Linked DNA regions of Mus musculus: regions 1 and 2 are each linked to region 3. Evidence: chromatin loops called from intact Hi-C (ENCODE). Cell type or tissue: left cerebral cortex. All regions are shown on one strand. Each heading gives the region's core, and the rest is flanking DNA. Links, peaks and the distances in the headings are about the cores only.

The links. A loop is a pair of places that touch in the nucleus more often than their neighbours do. Peaks named below come from ENCODE experiments on the same cell type or tissue, not always from the same donor. Only the 100,000 strongest peaks of a DNase experiment are listed, where the experiment ranks them.
Region 1: it touches region 3 in a loop (2.8-fold over the local background); 6 of 42 quality-filtered maps call a loop at or near these places.
Region 2: it touches region 3 in a loop (10-fold over the local background); 2 of 42 quality-filtered maps call a loop at or near these places.

Annotation. Positions count from the first base shown.
Region 1 is chr11:3,260,804-3,271,561 of GRCm38, reverse strand. It overlaps Drg1 (developmentally regulated GTP binding protein 1), which reads left to right and starts at 5,099. Exons shown (of 9, transcript NM_007879.2): 1 at 5,099-5,293; 2 at 6,672-6,795; 3 at 8,898-9,073. The coding sequence starts at 5,252. In left cerebral cortex, for the core only: a CTCF peak has its summit at 5,075; DNase peaks (open chromatin) are centred at 4,314, 5,095 and 5,704; H3K4me3 peaks cover 2,330 bases; H3K27ac peaks cover 1,442 bases.
Region 2 is chr11:3,285,607-3,296,364 of GRCm38, reverse strand. It overlaps Patz1 (POZ (BTB) and AT hook containing zinc finger 1), which reads right to left and starts at 5,908. Exons shown (of 4, transcript NM_019574.3): 1 at 4,481-5,908; 2 at 3,022-3,085. The coding sequence starts at 5,751. In left cerebral cortex, for the core only: a CTCF peak has its summit at 6,094; DNase peaks (open chromatin) are centred at 6,765, 7,128, 7,618, 9,046 and 7 more places; H3K4me3 peaks cover 5,197 bases; H3K27ac peaks cover 5,132 bases.
Region 3 is chr11:3,199,359-3,210,116 of GRCm38, reverse strand. Gm51877 reads left to right here and starts at 6,899. Exons shown (of 1, transcript XM_030246456.1): 1 at 6,899-8,573. The coding sequence starts at 6,899. The coding sequence ends at 7,972. It overlaps Eif4enif1 (eukaryotic translation initiation factor 4E nuclear import factor 1), which reads right to left and starts at 7,534. Exons shown (of 19, transcript NM_023743.2): 1 at 7,320-7,534; 2 at 6,367-6,487. The coding sequence starts at 6,459. It also overlaps a transcript of Sfi1 not described here. In left cerebral cortex, for the core only: no CTCF peak of the experiment used is centred there; a DNase peak (open chromatin) is centred at 6,926; H3K4me3 peaks cover 1,333 bases; H3K27ac peaks cover 258 bases.

The sequences.
Region 1 (10,758 bases), core at 1,679-9,678, 62 kb before region 3:
TCTCATTAGAGTTGGGCAGATCCTAGTCTTTAAAATTTTTCTCTGATTTATCATTTTGTCTGCCACTCAATTAGACATCACTTTCAAACATGGCTACTTCCTTCTACAAACTAACGTGATCTTCAATGGGATAGAGTTTGGGATTAAAGGTATGTACCGAGGGCATGTCTGTATTCCAGCCAGAGGGATTAAAGGTGTGTGCTAAGTCTAGTGGTAACACCTAGAAACCTTTTTTGTTTTTTGTTTTTTTTTTTTTTTAAATAGCACAATCTTGGAGGCCCACAGTGGTCAAATATCCTGTAGCAAAAGCTAGTCTGTCTTGCTTGAACCAACAGCTCCAGGAAGAGAGACTAAAGATCCACTGTCCTTCAATGTCTGTACCAATAAACACAGTATCATCTGCCAAGGTCAGACTCTGGTCTCTTTCCTGTCTTTTGTCTCTTTTGTCTCTCTCTCTCTTTTTTTTCTCTGTATAGCTCTGGCTGTCCTGTAACTAACTCTGTAGACCAGGCTGGCCTCGAACTCAGAAATCTGCCTGCCTCTGCCTCCCTAGTGCTGAGATGAAAGGAGTGGGCTACCACGCCCGGACTCTTTTGTCTCTTTTACTCTGTGCTTTGACAACTAACAAAGGTCAACCTGGACTACAGGAGACCTCACCATGCACCTTACCCCTCAAAGACAAGCAGATGGTTCATTTGATAAAAGTGCTTTCTGCTGAAATCTGATGACATGAGTCCATCCTGGGTCTCACAGTGGAAGGAGAAAGAGTTGTCCTCTGATGTTCATCTTTGTACACACACACACACACACACACACACACACACACGAGAGACAGAGACAGAGAGACAGAGACAGAAAGAGAGAGAATTATTTAACGTTTATTTAATTTTATGCTTATGAATAGTTTGCCTGTGTATATCTCTGTACCTCATTTGTGCCTGATCTTCTCAGAGGCCAGAAGAGAACATTGGGCAGACCCCCCTGGCACTGGAGTTGGATTACAGATGGTTATGAGATGGTTCTTGGTTCTGGGAATCAAATTAGGATCCCCTACCATAGCTGCATGTGCTAGTAACTGCTGAACCATTGTTCCACCACACTAGATACTCCTGGCCCATCTTTTATAACAACAACAACAACAACAACATGATGTGCCATTGGGGAAGCAAAAGCCAGAGCCCCTACCCAGGAACTGCCAAGGAACACTTAAAAACTGTGAAGCATTAACCAGATAGATGCGATGAAGTATCCTGGTCAGAGAATGTGTTGTTGAGCACAAAACCAAGCCTGGACTACTTAGAAGATCTTGTCTCACAAAACCAAGCAAAACCCAAACCCAAGAACTACTCAAGACACCTTATACATCTAAAAAAAAAAAAAAGTCCAAAACCAAAAACCAACCAACCAAACAAACAAAAAAACCTAACAACTGTAGTTAGTTTCTAACAGTTAAAATCTCCTGGTAAGATGGCTGGTGGTGGTGCACACCTTTAATATCAGCACTCAGGAGGCAGAGAGGCAAGAGGGTCTCTGAGTTCGAGGCCAGTCTGGTGTATACAGAGTGAGTTCCAGGAAAGCTATACCCTTTTTGGAATGTTGGTCCTTTCCACCTCAGCCCCCAATCTCCTCGAAAGAAATGAGGCTTCTTTATTTTTCTGTTTTGTTTGTTTGTCTTTTTGGGACAGGGTTTCTCTGTGTAGCCCTGGCTGTCCTGGAACTCACTTTGTAGACCAGGCTGGCCTTGAACTCAGAAATCCACCTGCCTCTGCTTCCCAAGTGCTGGGATTAAAGGCATGTGCCACCACCGCCCGGCTTGTTTGTTTTTTGATGAGGTCAAATATAACATGGGCACCCTGCCAGCTCCTGATTCTCCTGCCTCCACCTCCCAAATACAGCTATGTCACCACATCTGACATTAGTATTTTATTTGAGGCAATCTGTCTTGGAACTCAACATGTAGCCCAGGCTACCTCCAATCCCACAACATCTGTCTGACTCCAAAGCTGAAGTTCAGGTGTGAGCTACCACACTGAGCGTCACACGTTTATTCTTGTTCTATGGCAACAGGATCTCCCTGTAACAAGTGGCTGACGCTGACTGGACCTAGGTTATGGCTGTAAAGAGCTGAATTTGCAGGTCCTATGGAGAGATTTGTTAAGGAGAACCCCCTTGCAGAGGTGACGCTTTGTTGCTGTCCCATATTCCATGAGCACCCTGGTTGGAAGGGCTGCTGATTTGATTTTATCTGTCTTTTAAGACTGATCTTTGATCACTCCCCTTTCCAGCTGGGCTTCCTGCCTCTTCTTCCCTTCTCCATTACTAATGGCGCTGGATCAAGTTACCTCATTATTCCTTAATTTATTTATGAAAAGGCTGAGGTTAAAGAAAAGAAGCAAAGCCCAGGTCCTTCAGGAACTTTCTGTAAAAGCGTTTGTTTCCCTTTCCCTCCCTACAACTAGATACAATTTCTCACTGTTACCCCTGGCAAGCTGGAATAGTTTTTATTTACAAACTTATATAAATAAACCCTTCTCTGGGTGGGGCAGAGGCCATCTGTATGGGTAAGCCTCTTCTGTCCATTCCCAGTGGATTAATCTATCAACACAAACTCACTTATACACAGCAAGCTTCTTTCAGAGAGCAAAACAGTGCTGGGCATGCTGACTACCTTTCCATAAAACACTTGAAGAAGAGAAGTCTTTTTAAAAAAGGTTTATTTATTACCAGGCAGTGGTAGCTCACGCCTTTAGTCCCAGCATTTGGGAGGCAGAGGCAGGTGAATTTCTGAGTTCAAGGCCAGCCTGATCTACAGAGTGAGTTCCAGGACAGCCAGGGCTACACAGAGAAACCCTGTCTCGAAAAAAACAAAACAAAACAAAACAAAAGGTTTATTTATTATATACACAGAGTTCTGCCTGCATATAAGAAGAGGGCACCAGATCTCATTATAGATGGTTGTTATCCACCATGTAGTTGCTGGGAATTGAACTCAGGACCTCTGGAAGATCAGTCAGTGACCTCAACCTCTGAATCATCTCTTCAGCCCAGGAGAAGTCTTTTTAAATTTTATCACTACACAGTAATTATGGGTGCATCAATCTTATATAAAATGGAAACACAGAAATATATGTGAGCCAGCGAGATGGCTCTGTGTGTAAAGGTGCCTCCTGACAAGCCTGAGGATCCAGCTTTGATCCCTGGGGTTCATACTGTCTTCTGATCTCCATATGAGCAACAGACCTCCAGAGTCAGGGAGTGTGGAGGGGGTTGTTAGAGAGATGGCTCAGCAATCAAGAGCACTGCCTGTTCTCCCAGAGAACCCAAGTTCAATTCCTATCACCCACATGGCAGCTCACATCGATCTCACACCAATGCACATAAATTATATTTGTATATATAATTTATACATAGAAAATATCCATAATTTTATGCATATAAATTATACATACCCTAAATAAAATGTATAATTTGTAAAAATTTAATGAGAAAGTAGAACCAATAGTAATAAGCTAAAAAAAAAAAAAAATCAGAAAACAGAGTATCCTAGCACTCAGGACTAAAGAGGCAGGCAAGATCTCTGAGTTCAAGGCCAGTCTGGTTTACAGAGTGAGTTCAGGATAGCCAGGGCTACACAGAGACTTGTCTAGAAAGAACAAAAACAAAAACTCAAAAGTAAAAGGTGGAGTGGTGATATACTCCTTCAACCTCAGCACTGAGTCAGTGGATCTGGGGGAGTTCCAAGCCAGCCTGGTCTACATAATTAATTTTAGATCATTCAAAGTTACACAGTTAGATAAAAGAAAGTATGCACCCGTGTCCAAAGCCCAATTAAACAATTACACAAAGCAAATGGTCGGTCCCTCTATGTCCCTCATCATCAGACCCATAAACAATTCTCCCCTCAGGGTTCAGGGGGATCCTCCCGATCTAAGTGTCATGAGTGAGTCCTCGGCATTACAGGAAAAACCTTCCTATGGGAACCATTCTTTTACCTCCCTTTTTCTTTTTTTCCCTTTTTTATTTTATTTTTTTCCCAGTTTTTCGAGATAGCTTTCTCTGCCTTGACTGTCCTGGAACTTGCTCTGAAGACCAGGCTGGCCTGGAACTGAACTCAGAGATCTACCTGTTTCTGCTTCCTGAGTACTGGGATCAAAGGCGTGCGCCTCTATCATCTGGTTTATCTACATTTCCTAGAATGTACTTTCTGGCATGGTGTGTGGTAGTCGAGGGTTGCCTTGAACACAGGAGATCCTTGGTCTCAGCACCACCAGGAGACACACTCCGGTACTTTTTTTTTTTTTTTTTTTTGAGACAGGGTTTCTCTGTATAGCCCTGGCTGTCCTAGAACTCACTCTGTAGAGCAGGCTGGCCTCGAAGTCAGAAATCCGCCTGCCTCCCAAGTGCTGGGATTAAAGGTGGGTACCACTACCCTATGCCTCTCTAAGTGTATTTCTAACAAACAGCCTAGAGAGTATAATGATAAAAGGCACAGTTCTATTTGTCCATCTGACAAATTCGGGACTCACTTCCAGTCACACTACGCTTTAGTGGCTGTAACCTTATTTTACACAATAAAAATGCTTTTATATTTATTTATGCATTCCCTTCTAATTTGTGCTAACATAATTTCCAACTTTTCAACATGATAGCTTCTCCAAGTAATGGCTCTCTCTGGAAGAGCTCATTCGATCCACTAACTGTGGCTCGTTGAGTGCCACACTCCTTCTTTAGGGTTCCTGGTAAACAAAGGATCCCTCAAAAATTGTGCCCCCCACCCCTCTGAGTCTCTCTACAACCCCCCACCCCTCTGAGTCTCTCTACAACCCAGGAAGCCGAGGTCTGTCCTGATGAAGAAAGGGAGCTTCCAAGTATCTGCGCGCACTCTGATGGTCGCCGGGTTTAGGTGCACGCTGGGCACGGGAGTCGAAGGGGCGAGCGCAGGTCCGGCGGGGTGGGGCCGAGCTGCGCGCGACCCTCGGCGCGCTCCGGGAAGTTGGCCCGAGCGACCGCTCTGGTCACCTCACTGCGGGCTCTATGACACCGCGCTGGCTGGCGGGACAGGGAGGAGTCGGCGGAGAAGGCGGAGACCGCCCATCTCCGAGAGCGTCGGCGCGGACTTCTCGCGGAACCGTGTCGCGAGCTTAGCAGATCCCGCGCTTGCGCGCTGCAGTGGTGGCCAGAGGCGCGGCGGGCGCGAGAAGGGGGACCTAACCAGTGTGGAGGCTGGTGTGGCCTTAAGCCCTCCGCCACCATGAGCGGGACCTTAGCGAAGATCGCGGAGATCGAAGCCGAGGTAAAAGGCGCAGCCGGCGCTTCTCTCCTGGCCCTTCTGCGGCGCTGCGGCTCCTCCGGTGTTGCGTCCGCGGCGTCAGGGCCTGGCTTCCACCCCTGTGCCACCAGCTGCCATCGCCCCCGTAGTCTAAACCTGCGCTGCCGCAGCCCCGTCCCCATGCAGCCCCTTCCCTCAGTTCCTCGGGCCTGGGCTTCTCAGCTCCCATCCGCCAGCTCCGTCTCTGCGCAACCTCCCACATCCCACACCCAGCACTTGCTCCGGTTTTCGGCGCATGTCTCGACATTATTTCTGTTTTTCTTGCTTTTTTCTCTGAGCCACACGACTTCTATATCCCAGACTCCGTGATCCGATCACGGGCTTTGAGGTCTTGTCCCGTTATTCCTTGCCCACTTGCCACTCACTGGTGGTCCCCTTTTACACGCCGTTGGTTGTGACGGTAAGATCTGGGAGTAAGTAGATTGTACCTGGATGGCGCGTCATCCCTGAGACCTTCAGGGCTTTTTAAAGTCCGTAATGTGACACCCTTCTTTTAGATTGGGTACCGTAGAAACGAATCAGCAGATGCATTTTAATTCCCTCTGTGGATAGAAATTCGAATGACCGTGGGTCCTTTCACGTTGGGTCTCGTTTGTTTCTTTTGTGGTGAAGAGAATGAACTGGAGAGGGGAGAGGGAATTCAGTTTATTTTTATGTTTCTGTGTGTGTGTGTTCAGCATTACTTAGGGGAATCGTTCTGTTCAGTCATGGTTTCTGGGATTGAGTTTAGGTCTTCCAAGTTTGGCAGCAAGTGCACTTGAGTGTGTCTATCTGGCCCTGGATTTTTTCCCTCTCTCCCTCCCTCTACCTCTCTCCTTTGTTTGGAGACAGGGTCTTGCTACATACTTCTGGATGTCAGGGATCCCATTGTGTAGATCACGCTGGCCTTGAACTCAGACAGATCTGCCTCTGCCTCCAGAGTGCTGACATTAGCCAGGCTTGGTTTTTCTTTTTAAAAAATACTTAGTTGCCTGTATCCTCTTCAGTCTGCAGTTTGCTGGATGCTCGTGAATATGAGCCATTTGGTCTTCCCCTGAAGCAGTATTTCAATAGACAGTTTGTTCACCTTCACCTCTATTGTGGGCGTCTAAGGATAAAAAATAATTCTTAGGTGGAGCTCAGGAGGCCGAGGCCAGTGGTACACTAATGAATTCAATGCCAACCTGGTTTACATAATAAGTTGTAGTACAGTTAGGACCACATAAAGAGACCCTGTGTTAAGAAAAATTAAAATGGTTACACTGACATTAGAAAGCCAAAACATATTCTCAGCTTCTGGGAGCATTCAGGACTTTTCCCCTGGAACGCTGCAGAGTTTATGGCTGTGATTCTTCCCTGATAGATGGCTCGGACTCAGAAGAACAAAGCCACAGCTCATCACCTTGGCCTGCTTAAGGCTCGCCTTGCTAAACTTCGAAGAGAACTCATCACTCCTAAAGGTGGCGGCGGCGGGGGGCCAGGAGAAGGTTTGTAGTTCCATGTAATATGTGTGAATATATAATATGTGTGTGTAAAATAATACAAATATCTAATGTGTGTATGTGTGTTATATATTCATATGCCCATAGACAATTTTTTTTTTGTTTGTGTACTTCTTATCCTGGAACTTAACTATAAAGTCTAGGCTAGCAGTGAACTCCACAGAGTCCATTTGCTCCCCAAGTGCTGGGCTTAAAAGTGCACACCACTGTGTCTGGCTTCCAAGAATGCATTTCTGTGTGTTTATGTGCATAGGAAGACCAGTCCTTTTTTTTTTTTTTAAATTGAGATAGGGTCTTACTTATCCTGAAACTCATCAGTTCAACTAGACTGGCGATCCATCAGTCTCTGGAGACCTGCCTATAATGCAGCAATGGGATCACGGGTGTGTGCTGCTGCTACAGGGCTTTTTTTACCTGTGGGTGTTGGGAATCCACAATTAGGTCCTCATGTTGTGTGGCAGGCACACTGATTACTGAGCCATCTCCTAGCCCAATTTTTTGTTTTTGTTTTTGTCTTTTGAGACAGTGTTTCTCTGTGTAGCCCTGGCTGTCCTGGAACTCACTCTGTAGACCAGGCTAGCCTCCAACTCAGATCTGCCTGCCTCTGCCTCCTAAGTGCTGGGATTAAAGGCGTGCGCCACCACATTAGGTGTAATTAATGTTTTGAGTTGGGTGGTGGTGGCTGGTAGTGAGAACTAGAGGGTAGAGGAAGAAGCCTGATATCAACTTCCAGTTTATGCATGCCCACTCAAACACACAATCTCAAAAGCTATGCACATACAGTACTCCGGAATGAGGCTGGCGGATTGCAAATTCCAGTCTTCCAAACTAGCCTAGGCTATGTAAGTATATCCCATTTCAAAAAATCTGGTCACACCATTCCCAGGGATCGGATAAAATCCAAACCAGAGATAAACACAGAGCCTCAAATCTGTATCTTGTTTTTTGTGGTTCTGTTTTGTTTGAGACACTCTCACTGTATAGACTAGGCTGACCTTAAACTCTCACAGTGCCATCTGCCTCTGCCTACAGAATGCTGGGATTAAAGGTGTATACCTCTAATTCTGGCTTTATTTTTTTGATATTGTTAATATTTTAAATTTATGTGTGGGCCAGGGATAGTGGTATATGCCTTTGATCCCAGCATGTAGGGGGCAGGACAGCCAGAGCTACATAGCTACCCTAACTCAAAAGAAATAATTAAAACAAAACAAAACAAAACAAAATAAAATAAATGTGTGAATATGTGGTTACTAATTGTATGTGCACCAGTGCTTTCAGAGCCCAGAAGGAGTAAAATCCCTTGGAACTGCATGTGTAGCTGCGCATGCTAAGAAATAAGCATGCATGCTTTGTGAAGAGCCATCTCCAACCCCTATGCTATTTTGTGTATGTGTTTTGCCTGTGTGTATCTTTGTATCACCTATGAAGCACCCCTGGAGGCCAGAAGAGCATACTGTATCCCTCAGGGACCCTGAGACTGCAGTTAGAGAAGCTTGCTAGCTGTGATGTGAGTGCTAGGGATTGAGTCTCGTCCTCTGCAAGAGCAATCAGTGCTCCAGCCCCAGGGTTTTATGTTTTTGAGAAAGGATCTTAGTCCAAGCTGGCCCCTAAATTTCTGCTTCCTCTGCTTTTTACCTTCCAAGTGCTGTGACTACAGGCTTGCTCTACTATGCCTCATAACCTTCAGCCCCTCCTCTTTCTCCTCCTTACTTCTCTTTCCTTTTCTCTTCTTTCTTTTTTTTTTTTTTTTTTTTTGAGATTGGTTTCTCTGTATCCCTGGCTGTTCTGAGATCCATCTGCCTCTGTCTCCTGAGTGCTGGGGCAAAGGCATATGTTGCCACTGCCTGGCAGATGAATTCTTTTGTAATCTTTGGGCCTTAAATATTATGCAAAATTGTTATAAATAAAGTGATAAAGGATTTCTTTGTTTTAGTACTGCATTACTATTGAATTGTGAATTTCATGCTTGAGCTGTATTTTAGAAGTTAGAAAACCAGACCAACAACAATATGAAAAGAATTAGGTGAAGTGTACTATACCCAAGGATAACATTTGTGTTTTTGATGTTTCTTACTGTTTTATAGGTTTTGATGTGGCCAAGACAGGTGATGCTCGAATTGGGTTTGTGGGTTTTCCATCTGTGGGGAAATCAACTCTGCTAAGTAACTTAGCAGGAGTGTATTCTGAAGTGGCAGCCTATGAATTCACTACATTGACCACAGTGCCTGGTGTCATCAGATATAAAGGTGCCAAGATCCAGGTGAGTAACATTTTTCAGGCCAAGAAAGGGAAGAAACCCATTGTTTTCATTCATTTAGGAAGTGCTTTATTAATAGCCCACAGTATGTCGGGACTGTCTTTTTATTTAGTAGGCCCTTCATCTCTTTAAGAGTTACTATACTTGCCAGGTGTGGTGGCGCACGCCTTTAATCCCAGCACTTGGGAGGCAGAGGCAGGCGGATTTCTGAGTTCGAGGTCAGCCTGGTCTACAGAGTGAGTTCCAGGATAGCCAGAGCTACACAGAGAAACCCTGTGGGAAAAAAAAAAGTTACTACACTTAACAAGAAAGTTATTAGAGTGAAATAGGACCCATGAAAATATATGAAAAAAAGGGTCTGCTTTTTGATCTGACATTGAGGGAAGATCATCTGAGACGGGGCTTTATATGCACAAAATGACTTGCAGAATTGAGTCTTTTTTAAGAAAAGGTCTTTTAAAAAAATTCTATTATTTATCTTTATTTTATGTTCATTGGTGTTTTGCCTGAAGTTATATCTGTGTGAAGCTGTAAGATCCCCTGGAAGAACAGCCAGTGTTCTTTAACTGCTGAGCTATTTCTCCAGCCCAAGAAAAGGTCTTATTATATAGTAAAGGTTAGCCTTGAACTCCCAGGTTTGTCCTTGCTGCAGCCTGTGAAGTACTAGAGTTAGAGGTGTGCTGACACTACACTTGGGTTGGCAGTGTCTTGACGTTAGTGTGTGTCATATCATAGTTTCTGTTGCTTGGATGGAACACCATAACCAGTTGGAGAGGAAAAGCATTTACTAGGTTTACACTTCCACATTGTAGCCCATCACTGAAGGAGGTCATGGGTGGGTACTGCTCACTAGCTCACTCTCCATGGTTTGCTCAGCCTGGTTGCTTTTTTATTTTAAATTATTTTAATTTTATTTACATGGGCATTTTGGCTGCATGTATGTCCGTGAGGTAGTTGGATCCCCTAGAACAGGAGTTATAGACAGTTGTGAGCTTTCATGTGGGTGTTGGTTAGAGTAGCCAGATGAGCCATCTCTCCAGCTTTCCAGCCTGCTTTCTTAGAAGCTAGGACCACCAGACCAGCTCCTTCATCAGTCACTAAGAAAATGCCTTACAGTTGGATCTTTGGAGGCATTTCCTTGACTGGGGTTTCTTCCTTTCAGATAATTCTAGGTTGTGTCCAGTTGGCCTAAGACTAGGCAGCACAACCAGAAAAGTGAAAATACATTCAATGTGGCTATCATGTGCTTTTTGTTTCGTTTTGTTTTTTTTTAAAAAGTTTTATTTTTATGTAGCTGTCTTCAGACACACCAGAAGAGGGCATCAGATCTCATTACAGATGGTTGTGAGCCACCATGTGGTTGCTGGGAATTGAACTCAGGACCTCTGGAAGAGCAGTCAGTGCTCTTCACCGCTGAGCCATCTCTCCAGCCCTACCACATGCTTTTTTTTTGTTTGTTTGTTTTTCGAGACAGGGTTTCTCTTTGTAGTCCTGGCTGTCCTGGAATTCTTTCTGTAGACCAGGCTGGCCTTGAACTCAGAAATCCGCCTGCCTCTGCCTCCCGAGTGCTGGGATTAAAGGCGTGCGCCACCACTGCCCAGCTCAGAACTCATGTTTTTGCTAGCCCTGGGAATTCCCACCCCACCACCCTGAGGTTATTGCAAGAGCTTTTGTTCTTGCTTCACTGT
Region 2 (10,758 bases), core at 1,654-9,653, 87 kb before region 3:
AAGCAATCCTGTGACTGGAGTCCCCAGGTTTTCCTGTGTTAAGTCCAAGCCTGGACCAACCAAAACTTCAGACTAACACACAGCACAAAACAGGATGGTCACATGACTCAGGAGAGACTCGAAGGGCTGAGGGAGACAGGCCTCAAAAAGGCCACCCAGAACCTGAGTTCCAGAACTCCCCATCCTGTAGACAGGGAGTAAACAAAAGGGCCTCGAAAGGAAGCCAGCCGGCCAATGGCACAGTGGGACTGCCTGTTGGCTTTAAGTGCCTACTGTGCCCACAGCCAAGGTTCACACAGTCGGCTGCTGTTAGTATGCATCCTAACACTACTTGCTGCCGCTCTTCCCACATTCCCTAAAGCTTTCAGTTCTGAGTGGAACCCCAAGAATACTAGTGCGTCCCAAGCCCAGGCAGCCTTGGCAGTCTGAAAGCAACAGGGTGCATTTTGCAAAGCCTCCTACAGCCAGGAAAAAAATCTAAGAGCAACACATGAAAGTCCAGCTCCACTGGCTCTAACCCCTTTGTGCACCCTCAGCTCACCCTTATTTAACCAGTCTCAGACATGGGGCTACCAGAAGCAATGGGAGATGGCTGAGAAACTCCAGTCTCTCAACTCTGGCTAAATTCCAGGTCCAGTCAATGGCTAGGGCTTGTTAGACCAGGTAAGGGAGACTCAAGCCTGAAGCTCCCGGCTCCTTACCTTGCAAAGGCTTTTCTATCAGTCTGAGTAACTGGCCCCCTTTTATCCTCTATGGCAGAATGACAGCCAGCACACCCCTTGCTGGATCTTCTTTATAAGGCTCTGGCTACAGGGTCAGGTCTGTGAAATTGTGTGCTGAAGGGCAGAGGCAGGGCAGGAGCTGGCTCATACACCAAGGGACAATGGTGCCAGTTGTCACTGACAGACCAAGGACAAAACACACAAAGCCTCAAATGTTAGAATGAAAACTTTTATCATCGATCCTGATCTCCAGGCAGTCTGCAGGGGCTAAGGGACACACCAAGGGGCCCTGGGGGAGGGAGTGTCTACCTGCTCTGTCAGTCCCTAAAGCCATGTATCACAATACAATACTGGTTAGTTTAGTTCTGAGCAGACCCGCTTTAAAAAACCTCAGCCATGAGAACTCACTAGCCAGACCTGAAAGCAGGCCCTTGTGAGACATTAAGAGTTCAGCTGCACAGTTGAACCTAGTTGAAGCTGTACCGGAAGCTGTACCGGACCGGACACTTCTCTGGAAGTAGGGTGATTCCCCCTCCCGCCCAATTAAGAGGAGGGTGACTGGGAGCCCCAGTCAGTGTGAAAAGTGAGACCAGGGGAAGGGACACAGAAGCTGGGGCTTAACTCCCTAGAATTCCCAACTTCTAGATTCCCCAAAGTTGGCAGCCCTGTTGAGGTAGGGGAGGGGAGAGGAGAGCATTCAGAAAGGAACATGGCGCCTACAGGGGAGGGGCCTTCAGAAAGGTGGTCCTTCCTATCTCTACTTGAGAGCTTTGAGCTGGGAAAAATGTTAGGACATCTTGGAAGGATCTGAGAGTGCTGGGCAGGAACCATCTTGCTAGCTATCCTCTGCCAAAAGCAGGAGTCTCCAGCCAGCCATCATTGCCTCCACCTCTCCAGAGGGACCCAGGTTAGCCTACAGGCCACTGAGTAAAAGCCAGGCTGCCCTCAGGGGCTGTCCATCCCTGTCTCAGGTATCCTGGTGGGGCTGAGCAGAAGAGCGCATTGCTGGAGTGTGCTGGACTCAGGTTTTCAAGGGCTGGAAAGGACTTTTTTAGAGAAAGGGAAAAGGCGGTATCAGGAACTGAATGGGACGACCTCCACAAAGCAGGCTGGGCAAAGTCCCATGATGGCAGGTCGCTAGGAAGAGGTTCCAGGGGCGGCAGGCCGCTGCTGCTCCCAACCCACACCTGGAAAAAGGGCAGAGAGTGCAGGTTACCCCCCCAGGCCACCGGGCACACCCCCACTGCCCTCTGGGTTTCTCCTATCCTGTCTGGGGCTGCTCAGCACACTACCTGGGAGTCAGAATGTGCTCTGTGGCAACCAAAATCAGAGATGGAGCGGCAGAAAGCAGCAAGGCAAAGACAGATTCCAGCAGGCCTATCTGGAGTCAGCATCCTTGGGAGCGGCTGCCAGGCTCCCGGCTGAGCATCTGTGAGCAGCGAAGCCCTAGTCCTGGAAGCTCTGTGCTGCTGCACAAGGCCATTCCTCCCTATATTCTCCTGAACCCACCCGTGCCAGCAGGTTAGGAGAAGCAGGGATCCCCTGACAGAGGCTGTAGGATAGCTCATGTCACTGCTTTGACATCAGTTGAACGCACTTGCCACAGCAGAAGGGAGATAACCAAGAAGACAGTGGTGTACTTTGCATCACACTGAAAAAAAAATGCTCAGAGGCCAAGAAAGAAAACTCATTTTCTAGGTCCCAGCAGAGTCCCCAGAGAGTTCAAGCAGACAGGAGAAAATCCAGTCCAGCCTCCCCTACGTGATTCCACACTAGAAGAGAATGCCTTGCCTTGCCTTGCCTTGCCCTTGCTGTTTGTGTTGGGAGATGAGACCATCCTCTCCCTACCTACAGCCTCTTCTGCCACGCTTTCTCCACTGAAGGAACCCACAAGTTCCCACTCGGCTCAAACCAGAGGAAGGGTTATTGGCTGGGCCACCGGAAGCCCTTTTGAAACCCCTACAGTTCATACAAATTACTGGGAACCAGCAGCCAGGCCCAGCTAGGTGTCAGATCCACCATGAAAACACTTGTGTAGTGTGGCCCACCAGCCAATGCCCAAAAATGCCAGGACAGGAAAGCTAAGCAACAGAAAGGAGGGAAAGGCTGTGGAGACGAAACAAGTGAACAAAGAGTCTCATAGCCCTGGGGAAACAGAGGAAGCTGGGTATAGAACAAAGGAGGCCAGAGAAAGGACAGGGCGACCAGGGGTGGGGGGTGGGGTGCAAAGCAGTGCTCAGGCCAAGGCTGGAGGACAGCAGCATCTTTCCACCCAACTGTTCCCTGGCCCAGTCCCTACCTGACACTTGTGAGGTCGCTCAGAAGTGTGCACCTGCTTGATATGTCCATTCAAGTGATCTGGCCTGGAAAAGAGATCAACAGACTTTAAAAACAAGACATCAAAAGAGATGGGCCAAACTTGGCCAGCCTCCCTCCACCACCACCACCCCAGGGAGAACTCCACCCCAGCAAGACAAAGACAAAGTCACCACCCAGCTCTAGCTCCAGGGGCCCAAGCATCTCAGCCACACACCCGCCTTGGGAGGGGAGCAAATGTTTCCCTCTGATCTAACTAACCCACCCCCCACATCCCCCCTCCTCCGCAGAAATTCAAGGATTCCTAGGACCTGAGGCAGCAGCTTTAGAATGACACGGGGATGCCTTGCCCAGCCTTTCAGGGAGGGGTGGGTGTGGGACTCATTGTCCAGACTAAAGCCCCTTAGAAGCACTGCGTTCCCCTCCCCCCAGCCTCTCCCGCCACAGCAGCCAATGGCCACAGCAGCCAATGAATGCCACCCGGATGGAATTCAGTCCCCAGAGGCCAGGGATGGAGCTTTAAGTCCCCAGCTGGACTGGCAAGCCAGATGCCCGCCAGAGCAGGTGGGCAGGGGCTGTCTGACCGGTAAGACTGGTTCCTACTTGGGGCCTCTCTGGGGGAATTCTGTCTCTAAGCTCTCACACATACTGAAAATCCTTGGGATTTCAGTTAAAATCAGCCTTTTATTCAATATTCTCAAACTGGGAGAAAAACAAAAACAAAACCAGCCCTCTGCTCCCAGGCAAGTCTTCAGTTCCCAAGAAGGCTCTCTGAAAGTTGAAAAGAAGGTCTGTCCTGAGAACAAACAGACGACCTGTGGGTCCACTGGATTCTGAAGCCACCACGTCAGAGCGCATCAGATTCCAGTATTACTACTGCAAAACAGCCCTGCGTAGCCGGCTTTTATGTCTCTCAAACCTAGGGTCACATGAGGGGCAAAGCTGGAACCTACTGCTGCAGGCCAGCCTGTTCAAACTGGTGGAGGATCTAGGCCTCGGGAGTGTAAGGAGTCCTAGACACACTTGTTCAGTTCTTCCCTCCGAAGCCATTCAGGCGGGGAAAGTCGAGGGAGGAGCCCAGCCTCCCGCCCCCAGAGGGGGCCCCACGCCTGGTGCCGGAAACACAAAGGGAACCAGGGGAGAAGAATGGGGAGGCCCAATGGCTCTGGCCTAAGGAATCCGGCCCCTTCCTACAAGGCCCCTGGGAGGGTGAAGCTAGTAAGCACCCTGGTGCCAGAGAACTTGCCTGAAGGCATAGATGCAGCTCTTGGCCACACCATCAAAGTTGGAGATCTTAAAACATTTAAACATGTTATGTTCTATTAAGGTCCAGTGACCCTCTACCCCCACAAGATCCACATCCCCAGATCCTGGGAAGGATCTGTCTCGAGACAGAACTAAGATAATACACAGCAGGGAGTGGGGGAGGGTGCCATCCTCACCTGGAGAAACCTTTCCCACAGCTCTGGCAGATGTACGGTTTGCCCACTGACCCATCATGGGACCTCACATGGTACGACATTCGGTCTTTTCTCTTGAACCGCAGACCACACACCGGGCACGAGTACGGCTTCTCCCCCGAGTGGGAAAGCTTATGCCGGTTGAGATGGTATACGTCACGAAAGATCTTGCCACAGATCTCACAAGCCACTTGCTTCCTGGTCCGGCTCCTTTTTCTGGGGCCATCGGGGTCCTCGGAGATGGGTAACCCATTCTCACCCAGCCTTGGAGGAGGAAGATCGATATAGCCCAACTGGAGGCTTGTGACGCCGTGCTGGGCCTCATGTTGCCGGAGCCGGTTGGCGTCAGTGAACACCTTCCCGCACAGGCCACATGGAAGGATGCCTGCTTCCCTCAAGCCCCCTGGAGACCCAAACATGGAGTCCAGCAGGTTGGCCTTCCTGGGGCGTCCCCGGCCTCGCTTGCTAGTTAGTGGAGGTGCACTGGATGCCACATTAGGGAACGGAGAAGTCAGTAGTTGGGGGGATAGGGGTCCAGCCACCATGGGCAATCTGTCCACCCCGGGTAACACAGGCAGAGAAGCTTGGCCCGCAATAGCAGCACCTGTGGCCCTGGCAGCCTCCTCCTCGGGCTGCATACTGCCAGCAATACCGTTACTGTTGGCTGCCATGGCTGCCCCGTTGGTCATGTCCAAAGGGAAGCCCAAGTCAGAAGTCCCAGGTGGGCGAAAGAGCATGATATCAGCCCGGGCAGGGGGCACGAGGATCTGCACGTTGGACTGTTTGATTACTTCCTGGCAGATCTCGATGACCGACCTCATCAGCAGGAACTTGGCGGCCGTCATGAGCTCGGGGAAGCTCTCTAGGCGCACAACGATTCGGGACGTATAAGCGAAGTCCAGGATGTCTCCGAACACTTTGGAACTGATGGTGTGCATCTCCAGTTCGCGGCTGCCTCCAGCTCCGCCGCCTGGAGCCGCCGCCGCGCCTCCCACATCAGCAGGACCACCATCTGCAGCTCCGCCGTCGCCTAACTGGGCGCTGAACACAGACTCAAAGTACTCGCTGCAGGCAGCCAGTACGGCGCGGTGCGCTGGGAAGCTCTCGTCGCCTACTCGTAGGAGCACGTCGCAAAAGCGCCCGCCGTTTTTGCGTTGTTGGTTCAGGTTGTGCAGCATCTCCGTACTGTGTCTGCTCACCTGGTAGGTGTAGCAGCCCGACGGACCGCAAGAAGCGTCGTTGACCCGCTCCATGGTCGCTGCCCCTTCCCCACTCGCCGGGCCGGGCACCCGCCAGTCCCTGGTCCCTTCCCTTAGGCAGCGAGACGCCTTTTGCAGCGGACCACTCACACTCCCCGCACGTGCGGCCCAGGGCTCGGTAGTACTCTCAGGTGCGCCCAGCGCACACGCCCCCTGCTCTAATAAAAAGGGCTAGACCCAGCGGGGCACTGCCCCCCACATTGCCGCCCTTAACCTCCGCCGGACCCGCGTAGCACTCCCTCTCCGCCTGCCCGCCTCCCTCTCTAGGTCTACCTTCCAGGGGTAAACGAGCGAAGAGGTGCGCCCCTCCTGCAAACGCAGCTGCCACCTCCCCTCCCGCCCGCCAGGCGGCGCCGGCGCGCGGCCAAAAGGCGCGCGCGCGCGCGCGGGGAGGAGGAGGGGTCCGCCGCGCAAGCGCAAGCGCGCGCTCCGAGGCTTTTCCCGGGCCCACTGGGGGCGCGCGCTGCGTCCCCTGCAAAGCGCGAGCCGGGGTGGGGGCGCCGGAGCAAAGGAAACAAAAGGCGAAGGCGAAGGCGGCGGTCCGCGCGCACAGGGGCGGTGGCGTAGGCCGAGTCTTGGAGCCCGGCGAAGGCGGCGGCCGAAGCGAGCGGGTGGCAGTAGCAGGGTGGGCCCTTTCCCAAGCCAGGCACGAGTGGCGGCGGCGCTGCGGCCCCAGGCTCCGTGCGTTCGGAACGGAGGAAAGATGGCAGCGGCTGCACTTCCTCTTGCACTTTCACCCCTGGGGGGAGGAGAAGGAGGGGGCGATACCAACAACACCCCCCCCCCCAGCTTGCAGAAAGAAAAAAAAGCAGCGAGCTCGGCGTGGGGGGTCTCGGTCGCCCCGACTCAGCACGTGCGCATCCGGCTCCCTAGCTTGGGCCGCCTAGCGCTGCAAACTTTCCACTTTCTTTGTGCCGAACGCCCCCCCCCCTCACCCAGCGGAGGATGCACGTCCCCCATTCCCTATTTATACAACCCCCCCCCCTGCAGCTCCGCTCCGCTCGCTTCCTGCCCCCACTCCCCAGCTCCGCCAATGCTAGCGCAGCCTGATCCTCCGCCTCCCCACCCCGCCCGCGGGGCCCGGGGCTGCAGCCTCAACCACCCCCCACACACCACCACCCCCCCCCCGACCCCGGCCAATACGATCTGAGCGCCGAGCCAGCAAACCAGCTACAGCCGCCCCTCCGCTGCCCGCCCAGAGTGTAGGCGAGCGTGCGGGATGGGCAGCCAGAGCCTGTGGATCTGAGCCCCCCAGCCTACCTTGCGCACCCGCAGGTCGGACGGGCATCAGCACCCTGCCTAGTTCTCCTTTGATGGCCGAAATCCCTAGAAGTCGGCTGAGACCTCCCGCTCTGCTGCCCTAGGAAGGAGACGGGATCCCGATCCGACGCAGGCGGAACCTTCTGCCTGCCTCACACTGACCGAGGCAAATGCCCGGCACGCCTGGATAACTAGAGATAGGTCGTTTTCCCCACCCACAGCTACTTGGGCTTTGTGCCCCAGGGAGCGTGAAGTCACAAGCCAGCTCAGAGAAGGGACAGTATGATGGCGATGGACAAAATCAACGACCCCTGCATGTCCCAGCAGTTTTGTAAGAAAACTAGGGAATCCAGAGATCAAGAAGCCCCCTCGATCTTCCCCAAGCCAGAAGCTTGCTTATTAGCCCTTGCCGCCCGGCAAAATGCCGGCCACTTTGACCACGGACCGTGCGGCCAGGCTAGAGCGCATTGTCCCTAAGACGCCTGAGGATGCTATTAGGCGAGGGTTGCACACAGGTTCGTCTGCTTGGGCTGTCGCTGAGCTATTGGTATCAGAGACTGTAGGCAAAGCACGTGTACTGGCGCGAAGTTCCCACAGTTGCGAGAGGAGCGAAGCACGTATTCCAAACTTTGCACGGCTCCAAACTGAGCGCTTCCATTAAATGTAGCGGTGTGTGTGGAAAAGCATTCTGGGTATTACCATGCAAATGAACGGGACCAGCTTTCATCTCGGCTTGGGGTTCCCACCAGCGTGCGCCTAGCCTGTTACTCATCTCACTGAGGCTTTTCGGCATGGCACTGTAAAGAGGACCCTAGTTCAAATCCTAGACCTGAGCGCTCTCGTTATGTCTCGGTGCCAGTTACTTGGCTTCTGTGAGCCAGTTTTGTAACCTGTGCCCCGGACAAAGTTGAGAATTCACCCTCCTCAGACAGTTACACTCCAGATTTCCTGAATAAAATGAGGAATGAGGCTTGAGGAAAATTCCCTTACCCTAAAGAAAGACCTGTCCCCTTAAGCCCAAATCCTGTGTTAGAGCAATCTAAATACTGCTTTTAATTTCTCGGTCACAGTATTTTGGAGGGAGATTCTGGGAACTAGAAATTCTTGTGTTCAACTGTGCTATTGAGGGTTCTAAGGTAGATCATTTACCTAGTGTGTGCCAGGCTCCTGTTTTTTCCCCAGGGCTGTGGAGCAGAAAGAGGAAGTCTGCTTACTCAGTCCCCAGTGTACTTATCTCCATTTCCCCAGGTTAGAGAAAATGGAAAAGCGCAAGGCCACAAACACTAGGAGAGTCAGGAATCAATCCAGGTGTGTGTCTCCTCTGCGGGGATCCGAAGGTCATTAGTAGCCTCAGACACTGTATCACGATAGGCTGTTTAGAAAACTGGATGCTACATCTAGAGGGTTCACCTTGTAAAGGGGAGCTCACAAGGCTCCTCACCTACAGTGCTCCGAGGAAAGCAAGGGACACACATTAGCCCCATTTTGTAAATGCTGATGCTGGAGTAAGCCTAGTGAATCAGGGCCCCCCACCTTGGAGAAGAAGCAGGTGATAATACCAGCGTTGATCCCAGCCCATAGCTTTATCCTGCATGTCACATTGGTGCAATTGATTATACAGGGGCCAGAGTTTTTCCATACCCCTGTTTTTCATCATGCCCGTCTCTTGGGCCCACAGGCACCTATTCTGTAACTTTAGGCTTTCAGACGTGTTTATAAAATTTCAATACTTGTCACACACACATAGCCACGCGAGCGCCAAAGAATGAGCAAGCTGAAACTCAGTGGTGTTAAAAATGGGTCCAAGATGACACAAAGGAGTCCAAACTAGAACCTCCAATCTTTAAAGCTGTCCTACCTGAGCATTCACCAACGGGCTTAACAAGCCTGGCTAAGAGAACTATATTCATGATCTTTTCCCCTCCACATCTGTCAACAGAGCCTACTGCCTCGTTCCCAGTTTCTAGGCTACACCTTGACGAGAAACAAAGCTCACAATCCCTGAGTCTGCGTCCTGCTGCTGGTCTGTTGGACATTTTTCAGTTGCCATGGAAACTGTGTACCTCAGTCTTGGCTCGGAACCAGATGGTTAGCAAACTGAAGAGCATCGTTGTCTCTCTGGCTAAGAGAAGGTGTCAAGGTCATTCATTCATTCATTCATTAGATTGGTATTGATTGAGCACCTACTAAGCTCCAGGCTTTCTTTGTTTTGTTTTGTGGGTGGTTTAGATGCTAGAGAGGATACAGTAGTAAACAAACTAGACATCAGACCTTGCCAGCAATAATTCCGAAGCCCAGAGAGACAGACCGACAAGACAAAAAATAAAGACACACACAAAAAAATTCTTCTCCCCGTGTCTCTGGCCAATCCAAGTTCCCCTTCCCGTGGAGCCCCTCTTCTGGACCATCCTTGACAAAAGCCCACCTGAAGCTCCCTCAGCTTTTACAGCTTCCTTTCTCTTGTTAATTATTTTTCCTGATTGTAAAAACCATAGGAATTTTAGAACATATATGGAAACAACAAGAAAAATTAAATAAAAGCCGGGCGGTGGTGGCACACGCCTTTAATCCCAGCACTTGGGAGGCAGAGGCAGGCAGATTTCTGAGTTTGAGGCCAGCCTGGTCTACAGAGTGAGTTCCAGGACAGCCAGGGCTACACAGAGAAACCCTGTCTTGGAAAAAAAAAAAGAAAAGAAAAATTAAATAAGAGCCTGTGATTTCACCACCAAGAGTTAAGTGCTACAAACATTTCCTTTGATGCTTTTCTGTACCTGTACTAGTTATTTCTCTCTCTCTCTCTCTCTCCCTCTCTCTCTCTTTCCTCCCTCCTCCAAAACAAATGATCAACTGAAGAAAATTCACTATATATTATAGATAAATAATATCTTTAATAATAATAAAATATAATATGAAAATAGTTCTTGGATGTGTGTGAGTATGTGTATGTGTGTGTGTGAGTGTGTGTGTGTGTGTGTGTGTGTGTAAGTGTGTGTGTGTGTAGGACAACTTGCAGAAATCGGTTCTCTCTTTGTACCATGTGAGTCCCTGAAACTGAGCTCAGGTCATCATGCTTTAAGGCAGGTACCTTGCTGGGTTAGCCGTCTCACTGGGCCTTCATCTGTTTGGTCTGTGGCTTTTGTCTTTTGCATGTGGAGTACTTGTATATGCATGTTTTGCCATGTGAAGCTGCTTAGATGTGAGGGTTTGAATACACTCATTTGCACAAGCACGTGGAGGTGCAAGGTTGGTGTTGGGAGTTGTTCTGCCACCTCATTCATGTGCAGGGCCTGTCACTTAAACCCAGTACTCATCAGCATGACCAGTATGGCTAGCAGGCTGGATCTGAGCACCCTGACTCTGCTTTTCAAGGTTGGAATTTACAGATAAACCATTAAATGGATTTTGAGGGATCCAAACTCTGGTCTCTACACTTCCTAGACTTTGGTTTCTTTTTTGAGTCAGGCTTTGAACTCATGACTCTACTGCCTTTGTCTACATAGCCTTTGCAAGAGTAACCACTACAGAGTCATCTTTCCAGCACAAACTGTGTGTGTGTATGTGTGTATGTATACAACATGCCACATCCTGGGATTTACATATACAACATGCCACATCCCTGAATTTACAAGCCTGCGTCACTGTGTCCTGCTTGTACGTTTCTTCTTGGTTGTGAGCCTAACCTTTAATGGCTGAGCCATCTCTCCAGCCCTTGTACATTTCTTCTTAATGCACACCCTTATT
Region 3 (10,758 bases), core at 1,934-9,933:
TTCAAATCCCAGCAACCACATGGTGGCTCACAACCATCTATAATGGGATCTAATGCCCTCTTCTGGTTTGTCTGAAAACAGTAACAGTGTACTCATATACATGAAACAAATACATAAATCTTTACCCGCCCCAAAAAAAGTGTTAGGAATGAGATGGGGACGGGGGGAGGGTAGAGTGTGGGGATGGGGAAAAGCACTCAGAAGGCAGAGGCAGGTGGATTTCTGTGAGTTCATGGAGTGAATTCCAGGACAATTAGTACCACACAGAGAAATCTTATCTAAAAAAACAACAAAAAAAGTGAAATAAAGACTTCATCTAGTAACAACAGTATCTTTGGCTCCTCAGTCATAACAAATGTACTAAAATACCAAAAAGCCAATAGAGTAAATGAACTAAAGGGCATATGGGAAACCTCTATGTATAGGAAAACTAACTAAAATTGTAATCAAAGGGCAGGGGCTGTAGCTCACTGTCCTCTCCCCTCACTTCCTAGAAACCATTGATCTACTTTGTACCAGCATAGATTTCCCTGTCAGAACACTTTATATATATGGAATTGTAATAATAATAATTGGGATTTTTAGGTGGGCAGAAGCCTTCTTGTTGGATTTAGAGAGCTGAAATTCAGGCAATGTCCCAAGGCATATAAAAGACTATTAGCTAAGTTAACATAGTTTACTCTTCCTTTCTCTAAAGCAGGGCCTTACTTTGTATTGTAGGTCTGGCTGGTCTTCAACTCAAGAGATCTACCTGCTTCTGCCTCCTGGATGTTGGGATTAAAACTGGATGTTGGGGGCTGGTGAGATGGCTCAGCAGGTAAGGGCACTGACTGCTCTTCTGAAGGTCCTGAGTTCAAATCCCAGCAACCACATGGTGGCTCACAACACACCCTCTTCTGGTGTGTCTGAAGTCAGCTACAGTGAACTTATGTATAATAATAAATAAATCTTTAAAAACAAACAAAACAAACACCTGGATGTTGGGATTAAAACTACATAGCTGGCAATTTCATTAAGCTTTAACATCAACTATTCCGTGAAAAGAAGCCCTTTATGGGTATTTTCAAATAAAACTTCTGATTTTGAATGAAGATGCCCGCCCACTGAAGCTGGGAATGCTTGCTCCTTCTGAGCATTTCATCAGAATGTGAGAACACTCTTCTCACACCTTACAGACTGTGGACCAAACCTCTGAATCATCCCATACATATGAGAGGATTTAGTCCTTGACTTTTCACTATTTGTACAGGTTGCTAAAACTTGACCAGGCAGAGAAACAAGCTACTAATTAACTCTCCAAACCACACACACACACACACACACACACACACAAGGAAGCTGTGTCAAGCTCCCTTAAAAATCTTGTCAAGCTTCCCAAAACAATCAATCTGGGAGATACTGACACACACTCTAGTAATCAGTGGAAAAGGAGACCATGAATAAGTCTGGATAGAAATCTAGAGCAACAAGCTCCTTACCCAAATATTTCTCTAAGAACCCCACAGGGAAGCAACATTAGCATCCTGACACTGTAAAACCACACGTGTGATAATGCATAAGGGGACAAAAGATGACTCTTTTTGTAAAATGAATTTCATTCTTTCTGTTGAGTCAGGGTCTCTATTACATAGCACTGTGAGATCTGGAACTCATTATGTAGACCAGGCTGGCTTCAAACTCATAGAGATCTACCAACCTCTGACTCTGGAGGACTGGGATTAAAGGCATGTGTGGGCTGGAGAGATGGTTCAGCGGTTAGGAGCAATAACTGCTCTTCTAAAGGTCCTGAGTTCAAATCCCAGCAAACCACATAACCATCTGTAATGATATCTGATGCTCTCTTCTGGGGTGTAGACAGCTACAGTGTACTCATATACATAAAATAAACAAGATATTAAAAAAAAAAAAAAAGAGGCATGTGCCACCACATACTGGCACTCATTTTGATTTTTTTTTTTTTTTAAAGATTTTAGCTGGGTGTGGTGGCGCACGCCTTTAATCCCAGCACTCGGGAGGCAGAGACAGACGGATTTCTGAGTTTGAGGCCAGCCTGGTCTACAAAGTGAGTTCCAGGACAATACAGAGAAACCCTGTCTCGAGAAACAAAACAAAACAAAAAAAAAGATTTATTTTACTATATCTAAGTACACTGTAGCTGTCTTCAGACACATCAGAAGAGGGCATTAGATTTCACTATAGATGGTTGTGAGCTACCATGTGGTTGCTGGGATTTGAACTCAGGACCTTTGGAAGAGCAGCCATTGCTCTTAACCGCTGAGCCACCTTCTCCAGCCTCTGATTTTGATTCTTAACAGTAACAAGTTCAGTATAAATAAGATGTTTTGCTTTTTTTTTTCTTTCTTTCAAGACAGGGTTTCCTGGTCTGCCTTTTTAAAAATCAAGACTTTAGTGCATCCAGTTCTAAGCACTCTAGAAGTGACCTATGTTCTCCCTAAAGCACGCCCTTGTCCTAACAATAGCCATTAGGTGGAGGCCCATCTCTGATCTCCTCTTCCAGTCCCTACTTTCCATGTGGCCATCAATATTGGGCTGGGCCCATCAGGCTTCTTATGGCAGTGGTCTGATACTTCACTGGAACTGATCTCAAAGATAACACAGCTTTAAAAATAGGGAATAATGGGGACTGGGAAGACAATTCAGTAGACAGGAGTACTTGCTCTGCAAACCCAAGGAGTTGAGTTTGAATCCCCTGGATTCAAAAATCAGAATATGGCTATACCCAGAATGGGGATGGAGAACAATGGATCCGATGAGCTCACTGGCCAGCCAGGCTTGTCAAAAAAATGAGCTTGTGATTCAGGGAAGGACTGTGCCTCAGGACAATAAAGCAGACAGCATATCCACACATGGGTGTCACTACCTACACACTCACACAGGTGCAACATACACACCCAACACACACAAAGACAGCAATGGGGTAAAAACACCTGTTTTAGCCAATCTGGCCAATGTCACTGATGAATGTAGCCAGCTACTAAAGGGGATGCTGGGAATAATTTGGTAGATGGTTAGCACCACACCGAGCCATACCCACCCACTCTAACCTAACAGACTTTTCTAGTGGAGAATGCATAGGAAACTGAAAATGCTACTAGAAAAACAACACCACCACCACCACCAACACCTAGTTTTCTTTTGTTCAAATTTTCCCCTCTGTGCACCTGGCCAATGCAATAAAAATAAACCTTGCCTTTTAGTCAAAATAACTGGTAAAAAACAATGTAAAACTACAGAACGGTAAGCAGGTCCAAGGAAACCCAACATTAAAGTTACTTTTAGGGCAATCTGCTTCCGAGTTAGACTGGAGATGGACAGTACAGCTTAGGGGAAGAGGGCACACCTAGTAGGCATTAAGCTATACAGGCTCCATGACAGACAAAAACAACAAAAGAAGGCGTTTACTTGCCTTGATTCTAAAGCTGGTATTAAAATGAGATCCGTCTTTGAGTAGGCCTGCTTAATGTATCATATAGTTCTTAGCAGAAATATGTACCAGACACTAGAGACCTGCACTTTCCCATTTACTCACCATAAAAGCCCCTAGAAGATCAGCAGTAGTATCTTCACTTTAGAGGAAAAGGATTAAGATTTTAAGATTAAGAGAAGCTTAAGTGACCAGGATGCACGCCTTCTATCCCAGCATGGGATGGCAAAGAGTTTGAGGTCAGCCTGGTCTATGGAACAAGTTCTAGGACAGCCAGGGCCAGAGGAACCTTGTTTCCAAAAAAAAGGGGGGGGGGGGGAAGAGGCTAAGTTTCAGACTGAAGGTCATTCCAGTGAATGGTAAAGTAGTAATCCAGTCCATGAGTGGCACTCAACACTCCTTAGCCTCTCCTCCCAAGCTGTATCACCCCTTTCTGAAGCTGTGCCACTAACTACCAGACTTGCTCCTGTCTAGCTGGACCACTGGGAACCCTCAGCAAACTCCCATATTCTTGGGCAGGTTATCCGTAAGCCTAGCATCCTTTTATAGCAACCTTTCTTGAATTAAAGGTCCCTCCTACAAATTTCTGTGTGCAATGACTGGCTTCTTATCTAGCTAAAGTTCCTATCATGATGGGCAAGTAGGAGAACACTCATGGGGGTCAAAGAACCTGAGTTCCAACTTTTAAAGGGGAGCTAGAACTGGAAAGGTAGGAAATGTCAGAACCCAGTACCTATGGCCTTGCCAGCTAGCTAAGAACTTCCAGTTACCTACGTACTGGACAGCTGACATATTAAGAATGGATAATGAGCCGGGTGTGGTGGCGCACCCCTTTAATCCCAGCACTAGGGAGGCAGAGGCAGGCAGATTTCTGAGTTCGAGGCCAGCCTGGTCTACAAAGTGAGTTCCAGGACAGCCAGGGCTACACAGAGAAACCCTGTCTCGAAAAACCAAAAAAAAAAAAAACAAAAACAAAAACAAAAACAAAACAAAACAAAAAAAGAATGGATAATGACTTTTTACATCCTAACTATGCCTTCCTCAAAACAGACATTCTTATTTTTATGCTAAATACATCACTGAAGTGTCACCTGTTAGAGGTTACCAAGCTTATGGACAGTACATATAAAATTGTCAAACATGATTTTTGTATAGTAAATTTATCAACCAATTCCCAACTTTTGCCTAGAATTTAAATCTTACTGTTTTCTGAGGCTTACTTCCCCCGTCCCCAACCTCCAAGACAGGTCTCATTATGTAGCCCTGGCTGTTCTGGAACTCAGTCTGCAGACCAGGCTGGCCTGGAACTCACAGACACCTGTCAAAAAGTAGTTGGAGCTGATGGCACTTGTTCCACTGTACACGCACCAAGTGCTTTACGTTTGTAAAATTTTACTCTTGTAAAGCACTTGGTAGATTAGAATACAGGAAGATTAAGGGTTCAAGGCCAGCTTCACCTCAGGTTTAAGGCCAGTGTCACCTCAAGTTTAAGGCCAGCTTGGGCTACATGAGAATCCTTCAAAAAAGCCAAGAACTAGGAAAGAGCTAGGAAATTTGAAATCAAATAAGCTTGCAAGTAGTTCAAAGCCATTCCCTTCATCTGATACATTCAGATTCACCTGTCAACGTTTTAGGCAATGAGTTTAAGTTGTGGAGTCCTTTTCAAGCATGAGAGCATCTACATTTGGAAGAGAAAGCCTAAATACATAGTTCAAAAGCTTTCTGACAAATGTTCATCTCAGCAATAAGCAGGCAGAGGCAGGTGGATGTCTGTGCGTTTAAAGCCAGCCTGATGGACGTTAGTGAATTCCAGAGCAGCTAGGGCTACACAGAGAGACCCTGACAACCAACATCCTATCACAACAGAACACACTAACACTATGATGGGAAAGCACTGAGTCAAGTACTCATGTTATAATTAAATATTCCCTCCAAGGCATACTTATTCATGCATTTATTTAACCATCCATTCTCTCTTTAATTCTGAAAATGGCTACCTGACACCACCTGACACTTTATACCAACTAGGGAAAAGTAAAGGCAGTAGCCTAGCTTTAGTAAGTGTCCCAGCAGGCCAGGGACAATAGGCCGTGCTGACGTTCATAATCGTGTTCATAGCAAGGAAATAAGGACACAACTAAAGCATAATGCCTGTCACAGCAGCTTCAAGACTTTCCCTTCAGGAGCACTTATATACTCTAGCCCGAGACATTTGAGAAAGTAGAACTAAGCTACCGTTCCCTGCAACTTGTTAATGTGTTGAGAAGCACTCAGCAGCCCATATGCCACAGATGTGTTCTCTTTACTGCCTATAACCGTGCTGTGCTTTCTAGTCAGAGAAGACAGTAAGACAACCAGTTTAAAAACAGCTGTAAACACCTCTAAATTCACACTCAGGCTGAAGCAAGCGGGTACCACATACAAACATATTTCCAGAAACTGTAATAGACAGGTAACCACTCTGTAATCTTCAGCAATGAAATATGAATGAATTCTTACTTTTGTGAGCTTATATCCAATTTATAAGAAGTTAAAAAAAAAAAAAAGGATTAAAAATCCAATTACTCCAGCCAGACTCCTCTTCTAGGGACTTGAACTTCTACGAAAACATCCATACAAAGACACCGATCCTGTGAAACATCCCAGAGCTGGAAACCTCACCTGATCCCTGCCAACCAATCACCCAACTGTTAAAGAACATCTGGGTACAAACACTTATCTACAAATTTCACACAGGATCTGAGACAACAGCCTTTCACCTAAAACCTACAGTTTAAACCCAGTAGTCACACTTAAAAATGACCAAATGCAGATGCTTTACAAAATTTATTTAGTCCCCAATGAGTCAGAGCAAAACTACCACTTTAGATAATTCCAATGAAATAGCTACACATTATTACTTCATGTGAAACAAAACTTACTTTCGTATAGCGATGGGGGGATTTGGAGGTGGGCAGTTTCTTCAGCTCAAGGAAAGCATCTCCATTTTCTGTTTCAGCCACACTTTTCTCCATGGCTTCTTGGTGTACAATATTTTTGCACCTGGAAAATAAAATTAGGCACAAAACTGTCAAACAGAACAATAAATATTCCAAAGCCTTAGCTGCTTCTCTGAAACTGGAACTTTGAGGGGAAAAAAGAAAAAAATCAAGATAGTTAAAAAAAAAAAATCCCAAAACTACGGTATGAACCAGAACTAAATTGGAAAGAGAACCACCTGAAGTATTCAGAGTACCCATAGCAAAGAAAAGCAGAAGTGGAAGGGGCCCAACTCAGGGTACAACCTTTAATTATCTTTAATACAAAGGGAAACCAAAATAGTCGCTGCCACCCACAAGAATCGACCTGGCGGCGGTGGTGGTGAAGTTTCCCGGAGTAGAGTAGAGGTAGGACTGGTTGGGCTGCCGATCCGGCAAGTCGGGCTGCTGGAAAGTGCCTGTCACTTGTCAATGGATGGCACCAGCTGCCCCTTATTACCCGAGCGAGAGGGGCTGGGGAACCGGCCGGAGAGCACCTCTCTCAGCCGGCCACACCTGTGGCCATGTGAGGGGCGTCCGCGGCGAGGGAGGGCCGGTGCGGGCCTCCTCTGGGAAACTCCACTCCTCCAACGAACCCCTGGCCCCTCACCCAGGCCCCGGGCTAGAGGCTCCTCCGGAAGAAGGGCAGGGACGGTACTCACGGAAGGAGGCGGGCCGCAGGGAGCAGGGACCAAGTCCACAGGTCGGCCGCCTAGAGCCGGCGCAGGCCCGCCTGCTGCCCGCCGGCCGCCCGCGCGCCTCGCGCCTCTGCCGCCCCCCGCGCGCGCCCTGCCGCCCGCGCTCCCGGGGTAGCGCGCAGTCCTCGCACGCAGGCCGGGGCCCCGCGCTTGCCGTACCCTTGCTGGGAGCGCCCGCCGCCGGGCGGCCCTGCGCCTCGGCCGCCGCGTCCCCCCGCGCCCGCTCCAGGCCCGGCGTCGCTGGCCGCGGCCTGCGCTTGCGCCCCCCTCCCCCCCACCCGCTCGGGCTGGCTCTCCTCAGCCGCCGTAACCGAGGCCCGGCCCTCCGGCGCGGCTCTCCCCCCCCCCCCCCGCCAAGCACCGCGGGGGACCCAGGCACCGCCCTCGCAGCGCGCAGGACCTGGGGTGTCCGCAGCGGTGCCTGGCAGAAAAGCTGCTTTGGGCGGCGCTGTCCGCCGCGCTGGGTTCCGCGTGGGCCGGATGGCGAGGCCACAATAGCCAAAAGGGCACGGCGGCTACGGGAAGGTGATCGCGACCGGTGCCGTGGGAGCCGGCGCCCGGGCTCAAAGGCGGCTGCTGTGGGCAACTCAAGGAAGGGCGCCGCGTTCCCACGCGTCATGAGGGGCGGAGCCAGCAGCGCGCTGTCCGGGACCCGCGCCACGCCGGCGCGAGCGGGGTGGTCTGGGTGGGTCTGTATTGTCCAGTTGCTAGCGGTCACCGGGCTGGGCCACTGCTGGTGTTTTTGCGACAGGGGTCAGTTAGGAGAACATTGTCGTGACCTGTTTGTTTTTTATTGGTGTGATCTAGGGTAAAGTTCTGAGCGGCCCGATTTTTCGCGCCTTTTTGTCTGCTAAAACTGTCCCTGAAGTTACTCTAAAGGGCATTAGTCATAAGAGATGGTGCATTGATAAGCAAGTTTGTCACAATTATCTGTGATCCCACGTGAAGGGAATTGACTAATTAGAGTAGCTTTCAATGAATAATCTGGAAGAGTAAAGTATCTGAGGGAAATAGAAAGCCTGGCTTTTGCCCGAGTGCCGAAACAAGTTGATGGAGGATACAGATTCGGATATAAGTGGATAATCCAAGAACTGCCGCTCTGGGAAGGTCACTTGTGAACAAGTCTGTAGGAGTATGCCAAGCTGTTGGGACTGCCCAGAATTGATATTTCTTTGTCGTGGAGGGATACTGTTTGTTTGTTTTGTTTCCTGTAAAGAACAGCGAGGCTGAACATGATGGTTTTAATTTTTCAGATCTTGAAACCGGGGAGTTGAAAGCCAGCAGGAGCAGTAGGGCATTTGAATATCGTTTATTTTACTTGAGAAAGCTACTTCCCATTCTTTCTTTGAGTTTTGGCAACAAAAGTAATTTTTCCCCTTTGTAATGACTTAATAAAGTCTTTTTTGCAAACTATCTTTTGTAACAGATTTACACTATGTAACCCTGGCGGGCTTCCCAAGTGCTGGAAATTACAGGCCTGTGCCTAAAGAATACAGACAACAGACATAGAAACATCTGCACTTAGGCCTGATTCTCTATTGTCATAGAGGCTGTGTAGAATTAGGAAATATATTGATCTTTAGCTTAGTTTAGGAGTTGGAAATAGCAGTACTGAAGATTAAATTTAGCAATGGGGGGGGGGAGTGAAGCCTTATATAATATGTATAAAGTTTCTTGAAAACATTTAATATGCAAAGACACATCGTAGGGAATCAACACTGACTGCTTTTCTTTTTTAAAGATTTATTTATTATATGTAAGTATGCTGTAGCTGTTTTCAGACACACCAGAAGAAGGCATCCTAGCTCATTACAGATGGTTATGAGCCACCTTGTGGTTGTGGATTTGAACTCGGGACTTCTTGAAGAGCAGTCATTGCTCTTTCTTTTTTTCTTTCTTTCTTTCTTTCTTTCTTTTTTTTTTTTTTTTTTTTTTTTTTTTTCGAGACAGGGTTTCTCTGTGTAGCCCTGGCTGTCCTGGAACTCACTCTGTAGACTAGGCTGGCCTCGAACTCAGAAATTCGCCTGCCTCTGCCTCTCAAGTACTGGGATTAAAGGCATGCACCACCATGCCCGGCCCACAGTCATTGCTCTTAACCGCTGAGCCAACTCTCCAGCTCAGACACCCCAGAAGAGGGCATCAGATCTCATTAAGAATGGTTGTGAGCCATCATATGGTTGCTGGGATTTGAACTCATGACCTTCAGAAAAGCAGTTGGTGCTCTTAACTGCTGAGCCATCTCTCCAGTCCGCTTTTCTTTTCTTTCTTTCTTTTTTTTTTTTTTTTTCGAGACAGGGTTTCTCTGTATAGCCCTGGCTGTCCTGGAACTCACTTTGTAGACCAGGCTGGCCTAGAACTCAGAAATCCACCTGCCTCTGCCTCCCGAGTGCTGGGATTAAAGGTGTGCGCCACCACGCCCGGCCGCTTTTATTTTCTTAAAAGCCATGTTTTCTAGGCTGGAAGTGTAGCTCAAGGATAAGAGTGCTTTCTTGATCTTTAGCACCATAGACAACAAAAACAACAGATTTTCTTTGGGATCTAGATTCTTAAAGCTGAGAGAAATAGGGCTAATCCTTTTGTTATGGAGTACAGAAGGTACCCACTCCCAGGGGCTGACTTAGAGACCTAGAGCCTAAGTCATACAGTAGTAGCAGTCAGGCCCAACTAATCTGTGCTAATGAAGTACTCTGGAACTGAACGAGTGAAATTTCTAGCCCAGAAAATTATTCTCTTGAAGTTGTCAGGGTCACTTAGTGAAATCTGAGTATATTTAACTACCCTAGATGTCAGTCTCATCTAGGCCTCATCTCATCAGAGGCCTGGACACAGGCATATCTGAGCTCCAGGATAGCATGGTCTACATCATGAATTCTAGGCCAGCCAGGGCTACATGGTTAGATCCTGTTCCCAAAAAAATGAGAGACAGGGCTGGTAGAAATGGCTCGGCAGTTCAGAGCACAGGCTGTTCTCGATGAGGATCCAGGTTTGATTCCCAGCATCTACATGATTCTGCATGGAACAACTGCAGTTCCGGGACAACCTTCTGGCCTTGGAAGGCACTAGACATGCATGTCTCACACTACCTCCATTTAGGTAAATCACTAATGCACATAAAATAAATCTTAAAAAATTAAAAATAAAAAGTAAAAATAGGTACTGAAGATAGAGCTCAGTGGTAGAGTACAAGCTTAGTGTACAAGGTCCTCAGATCCCTAGCGGCCACTGAAAAACAAAGAACAAGTCATACCCCAAACCAGAGGATTAAGCCAGTATTTTGCTCACAGATTTATAAATTGGGCAGGTAGAAACAGCTGTTCTCTGATTCATTGGTCACCTTAAGGGCCAGGAACTAAGACCCCTTAATAAGGGTCCTGCATGCACATTCTTGGGGGTGGGAGGTTCTGTCAGCAAGGGCTATGGAGCTTTGGAACATGTGTCCTTCCTTATTTTAATTTTTTTTATTTACATTTTTGGTTTTTTGAGACAGGGTTTCTCTGTGTAGCCCTGGCTGTCCTGGAAATCACTCTGTAGACCAGGCTGGCCTTGAACCCAGAAATCCACCTGTCTCTGCCTCTCAAGCGCTGGAATTAAAGGCATG